Regions from separate parts of the Mus musculus genome. Here region 1 is linked to region 2. The links are chromatin loops, found by intact Hi-C in ENCODE. Cell type or tissue: heart. All regions are shown on one strand. Each heading gives the region's core, and the rest is flanking DNA. Links, peaks and the distances in the headings are about the cores only.

Region 1 (2,804 bases), core at 131-2,630, 250 kb before region 2:
CTGAACTGGAAGCATGCAGAAGCCCTGGGTCCTTCAGGGCTTAAGGTCAGTTTGGGCTGTACATACTGAGTTTTGGGCCACCCTAAGATGCATGAAACCCTATTTTAAAACAGAAGCCTGGTGTGACAGCTCATGTTTGCCATCCTGGCACTCAGGTGACTAGAAGACTGTTGTAAGTTTAAAGTTAATTTGCGCTACATAATGAGTGGGAGACGAGATTGAGACACATAAGACTGTCTAAATAAATACGTGCTGGAGAGATGACTCAACGGTCAAGAGCACTGACTGCTCTTCCAGAGGTCCTGAGTTCAACTCCCAGCAATCACATGGTGGCTCACAACCATCTGTAATGGGAATCCAGTGCCCACTTCTGCTTTGTCTGAAGACAGCGACAGTTTATGTATGCACATACGTGAAATAAACAAATAAGAGTCAGGTGTGGTGAATGCCCTGCCCGTGCACAGTGCTAGAGAAGACAGTAAGAGCAGAAGTTTCAGGTCACTTTTGCTTTGTGAGTTACAGACTAGCCTGGAACAAATGAGACCCTAATCCAAAACAAGACTCAACACAAGCAGATGAGGTAACTCACGCTTGTCATCCCAGTACTTTAGAGACTGAGGAAGATGCATTTCAAGGAGACAGAGGCCCCAGTCTGGGCTGCTATCTCAAAATTTTAATGACTCTCTTTATAGTTGGGTGGCCGAGGCAGGATGATTACCAGGAACTGGAGGCTAATTTGAGCTATCATCTAAAGAAACACTAACTCTCCCCCAGGAATGTCAGGCTGACTGGAATGGCTCTGAGCCTCAAGGTCACAGTAGGAGCACAAGGAGCCGTCCGGCCCGAGTCCTCTAAACGGACTTCAACTCTTCCGGCCAAACTCTGAAGGAGAAACAACAACAACAAAAGAACCAAACCAGATAAGGCGTGACTCAAACAAACACGGGGTCCCCGCCCCTTTGAGCGGGGAAACTGAGGTACACGCGCACCCCAAGCCGCTCAGGGCTCCAGGTCACACAACTAGGGTTTCCATCTAGATTGGCCCGCGCTATCGCTGCGAATCCGGGAAAACTGAGGCTGTGTCCCCGAGCTAGGATGGGCCCTCCCTCCCCTCCGTGGCCTCCTGACGCCCCGAGTTCCCGCCCTGCCCGGCCCCGGCGGCTCCAGCCTCGGCACCTGCACATCTGGCGGCCTGGCTCGCGCTTCCGGGAGGGCGCCCTAGCGCTTACGTCATCATAGAGCGTCCACGAGCGCCCCCTGTCCTGGCGCCTAGGAGCCTGCGCGTACTCACCGCGAGGAGGCGGGAGGACCAAATTGTAGAAGCCCTAACGTGAACGCCAAAAGGATGAGCAATCGCAGCACTAGATACGCGCACGCGCTGTGTCCCAAACATGGCTTTTAAGCAATCCGGAAGTGGGCAATTAAATGTATTATTTATCAATCCAGTGTTACACAAGGAAACCCTATCTCGAAAAGTAAACAAAAAGACAAGGTCATATGTACTCAGGCTGGATTCCAGCTCGCCATGGAGCCTAGGTTACCCTTAAAATCCTGGTCATCCTGAAATGGCGTGTACGCCATTGTATGCCACCATGTGTGACTTTCAGATTTTTGAGGTATCGCTGTAGCCCAGGCTGGCCTGGTACTCGGTATTGTGAGAAATAATCCCCTCTCTCTAATAAAGAGTCTGGTGAAAGAGATGCAGGGATTTGACTTGTTTTGTTTGGGTTTTTCTAGACCGTTTCTCTGTGTAACAGAGCTCTGCCTGTTCTGGACTTGCTTATTTAGACCAAGCCAGACTCGAACTCATAGAGATCTACCGGCCTCCTGAGTGGTCGGATTGAAGGCCTGTGCCACCAGGACCGGCCAGTTTTGGTTTTATGAAACAAGATTTCTCTTTTTATCTCTGGTTTTTCTGGGACTTTTTCTGTACGTCCAAATAAGAGAAACCGTTTTTAATATGCCTTCTGCAAAAAAAGGATTTCAGCATAGAAAAAAAGGCAGAGGCTGGCATGCTGATTTCTTGCAAACAAGGCAGTATTTGATTTCTTTTTTTCTTCTCCTACTCCTTTCTTTGTGTAGTCCCGGCTGTCCAGGAATGCCCTTTAGTGTTTTGAACAGGTTGCTCTTTAACTCAGAGATCTGTCTTTCTCTGCCTCCTCTGTGCTGGGATCAAAGGTATGTACTACTATGGCCAGCTAACGTAGTAGTTTTTTTTTTTTTTTTTAAGATTTATTTATTATATGTAAGTACACTGTAGCTGTCTTCAGACACTCCAGAAGAGGGAGTCAGATCTCATTACGGATGGTTGTGAGCCACCATGTGGTTGCTGGGATTTGAACTCCGGACCTTCGGAAGAGCAGTCGGGTGCTCTTACCCACTGAGCCATCTCACCAGCCCCCCGTAGTAGTTTTTAAAGTCCTGATCATAAGTAACCTCAGGCTTTTTCCCATAACTGGATACTCAGAGAGTTACAATCTTTGTATACCTTACCATAGTCTTTAAATTCCCCATTCTATTCCAGGGATTTAAAATCTTATCAAATGAGTCGTCTAGGCTTGAGCCTGACTATTCCTTCTCTGATTGTGGCATGGGTCACATAGTACAGTGCCTGTAACTTTACAACTATCCTGGGTGCTAAGAGAAGCAGACAGCAGTGACAACTCAGGACAGGAAGAGTCTAGCACCTCATGCTACCTGTGCTTCTTTGGTGGATTCTAAGTATACCTGATACTGAAAATATACAAGAACAAATTACTTTTTACATTATGAGTCAGGAGCTGGCCTTGAAATTCCTGTCTATC
Region 2 (2,804 bases), core at 216-2,715:
GAAGCCTTGGTTCCTGCAGGGGAGGTTGAGACAGGGTGCAGGGGTGTCCCCAGCTTGCCTTAGCCTGGGGCTCTCTGGTGATGCAAGAGAGGGGAGGTGTCAAGAAGAACCATGGTCACCTTAGTGCCACAGTAGGATGGGGACAGGAGCTGGACACCCCACATTGGGTCCTAGCCTGGGTCCCCATTCCAGCCTGCAGTTGGGTCTTCTGTGCATCCTCCTGGGGGAGCAAGGCTGACAGGTCCTCGTATAGGGACAGGGCAATGCATAGACAGACCGGTTCCTGCAAAGGCCCGATGGTGGAAGACGCCTGTCTAGGATGCAGAGGCTTTCAGAAAGAAGCCATGAAAAAGGCGTTTAGCGTGCCAAGGGGAGGGTCTGGGCTTCATCCCCAGATCTCGGGGACCCGGTGCAGGTGTCCTAGAGGGACTTAAGGCTTTGTGGTCCAGGGTATCCGGTGTGACTCACTGTCCGGCCTCTTGTGGCCTGCATGTTATAGGTAGGGAAACTGAGGGTCGGAGAGGCCTCTCCTAAGAAAGCCACCCGTCTGCCCGCCCCCGTGCCGAGCACGTCTGCACACCATGGGGGGAGGGTATCGCGGAACCCCCAATGCAAAAGGAGGGGCCTACGATGCACGCATAGTCTGTGTGCTCACACAGACGGGCCCCTAGACCCTCGTGCACCCCGAAGACCCCTGGACGACGGAAGTGGCCGGATCCGGGGTCGTGTCCCGCTCTCCGCCCCGTTGCGGGCGGGGACCTCCCGGCCTTAGAGACCCTGTCTCTACCCCGCAGGCTGCACAGCCCCACGCTCAGCTCGGAGCCCGGTTTTGTGCGGCTCCTTCTCTCCTCGGGTCCTCCCCACCACCATCGACTCACCCACTCCGGCCGCCGTCGCCACCACCACGACCGCCGCCGCCGTCGCCGCAGCCGCGGGATCCCTGCGTCAGCCACCGTCGCCGCGGTTCCAAGCCTTCGGGCCCGCCCCCAGGCGGAAATAGCCGAGCGCACTCGGGTCGGGAGGGCGGGCCTTTCCCCCCACACGAGGCGGAGCCCGAAGACCGAGGCACGCGGGCAAGCCTCCGGAAGCTGCCGAGTGTGCTCCCGCGGGAATGGGAGGCTGGGCTTTGCCACGAGACAGCCGAGGCTGGTCGGAGACAGCCGAGCACGGCCGTCGGAGGCTCACGAAAACACTAGAAAGCGGAAGGGTCGGGAACGCATTCGGTCCGAAGCTGGGCTCGGTGGACTTGGGACTCTGAGATACCCGAGCCATTCCGGAAGCAGCAGAACGTGCCATAACAGGGGTTTGTTTGTGTTTTTTACGAAGTCGTGAACCTGCCAGACCGCGGAATGTGTCTGGGAGGAACCGAACGACCTCAACTCCAGGCCTTGGGAGTTGACTCGGAGGCCGCCGATAGCTTCCGGAAATTGCCGAAGGTCCACTGGACGAGCTCGGCAGCTGTACCCTCAATGGAGAGCCGCTGGTGGAAGGAATGGAAGGCGAAGGCACTGCCATGACAACCCTAGGCGTCCGGAAACAGCCGAAGTGTCTCCGGCCCAACACGCGCGAGAATGCGGCTTATCAGCGTCCGGAAGCGAGATTGTTTCCGGAAATACGGACAGACTCTGGCGAGACGGAGAGAACCAGAAGTTGCCGAGCTTGTTCGGCTGATTTCCGAGGGATTCATTTATCTATTTTAGCTCACCGCAAAGACTAGGGTAGAAAATTGGGACGGAGGGGTTGCAGCGAGAGTTCGGCAGTTAAGCATGCTCACTGCTCTTGCACAGGATCCAGGTTCAGTAAATTACAGCCGCGTATAACCCGACTGGAATTAAAAGCAAGAGCTATGACGCCCAGCGTTTTGGATTTTTCCTTTTTAAGATTTTGTGTTTTTCTTCATGTTCAACTGTGCGCCTTGTGAGTACCTGGTGTCTGTGGAAGTTAGAAGAGACATCGGATGCTCTAGAACTTGAGTTACGGCTGTGAGCTGCCATGTAGGTGCTGGGAATACAACCTGGGTCCTCTAGAAGAGCAGCCAGTGCTTTTAATCATTGATTCCTTTGGCTTTATTATTTGAAACAGGGTCTTGTTATTAGCCCAGGCTGTATCTGAACTCATGATCCTTCTGCTTCGTGCCTCCCCACGCCCCCACCTCCAAGTGTTAGGATTACATGTGTATACAGCCATGCCTGGAAACACTTCATTTTAGAGATGAGATTTTGCCCTATTGCCCTAGCCAGGATCCCAGCCTGCTAGGTAGCTGGGATGCAGGCTGGCTTGGATTAAGTGTTTAACCAAACCCCTATACAGCCAACAAAACTCACTTAGATGATATCGAGCCATCAGTTTTTCCCTACCCCCAGCCACTCACAAATGCACACACCAGTATCAGATGTCTTCATGGGACTTTATTTGATGCCAGCTCCAAGATGGGTAGAGGGCTACTCATGCACAGCCTTGGTCTCCCTTCCAGCAGAAGGTACTGGCTGCGAGTCAGGGAGGTGCAGAGGGTTTGAGTGCCTGCGAATTCCCCTCGTGGAGTGTGTAGAGCTGCACCACTGGCAACCTACTACATGGCTGCTAGATCACACAGCATGGGAGTCTGGGCTCCCCCATGGCCATGCTCACAGTAGGGCTAGGAGAGCCTGTCCTGGGCTGCCACTCTTACTGGACCATTGTGGGACATGCCTCTGGCCTTAGGAACCTCAGCTTCTTGGATCACACAAAGCTGGGGGGAATTCAGGTGTGCTCAGTGCACATGAAGTGTGCAAGTCACTGGGGTTAGTCCTGTAAAGAGGCACAGA

Evidence for each region. A loop is a pair of places that touch in the nucleus more often than their neighbours do. Peaks named below come from ENCODE experiments on the same cell type or tissue, not always from the same donor. Only the 100,000 strongest peaks of a DNase experiment are listed, where the experiment ranks them.
Region 1: a loop joins it to region 2, with 2.2 times the contacts of the local background. A loop is called at or near these places in 2 of 42 quality-filtered maps.

What each region holds. Positions count from the first base shown.
Region 1 is chr8:70,521,887-70,524,690 of GRCm38, forward strand. Kxd1 (KxDL motif containing 1) reads right to left here and starts at 1,294. Exons shown (of 5, transcript NM_029366.2): 1 at 1,177-1,294. In heart, for the core only: a CTCF peak has its summit at 1,280; a DNase peak (open chromatin) is centred at 1,225; H3K4me3 peaks cover 1,793 bases; H3K27ac peaks cover 1,866 bases.
Region 2 is chr8:70,775,729-70,778,532 of GRCm38, forward strand. Pik3r2 (phosphoinositide-3-kinase regulatory subunit 2) reads right to left here and starts at 984. Exons shown (of 16, transcript NM_008841.3): 1 at 879-984. It overlaps Mast3 (microtubule associated serine/threonine kinase 3), which reads right to left. Exons shown (of 26, transcript NM_199308.2): 26 at 2,389-2,804. 2010320M18Rik (RIKEN cDNA 2010320M18 gene) reads left to right here and starts at 1,134. Exons shown (of 1, transcript NR_029440.1): 1 at 1,134-1,878. In heart, for the core only: a CTCF peak has its summit at 1,482; DNase peaks (open chromatin) are centred at 1,043 and 1,473; H3K4me3 peaks cover 2,465 bases; H3K27ac peaks cover 2,043 bases.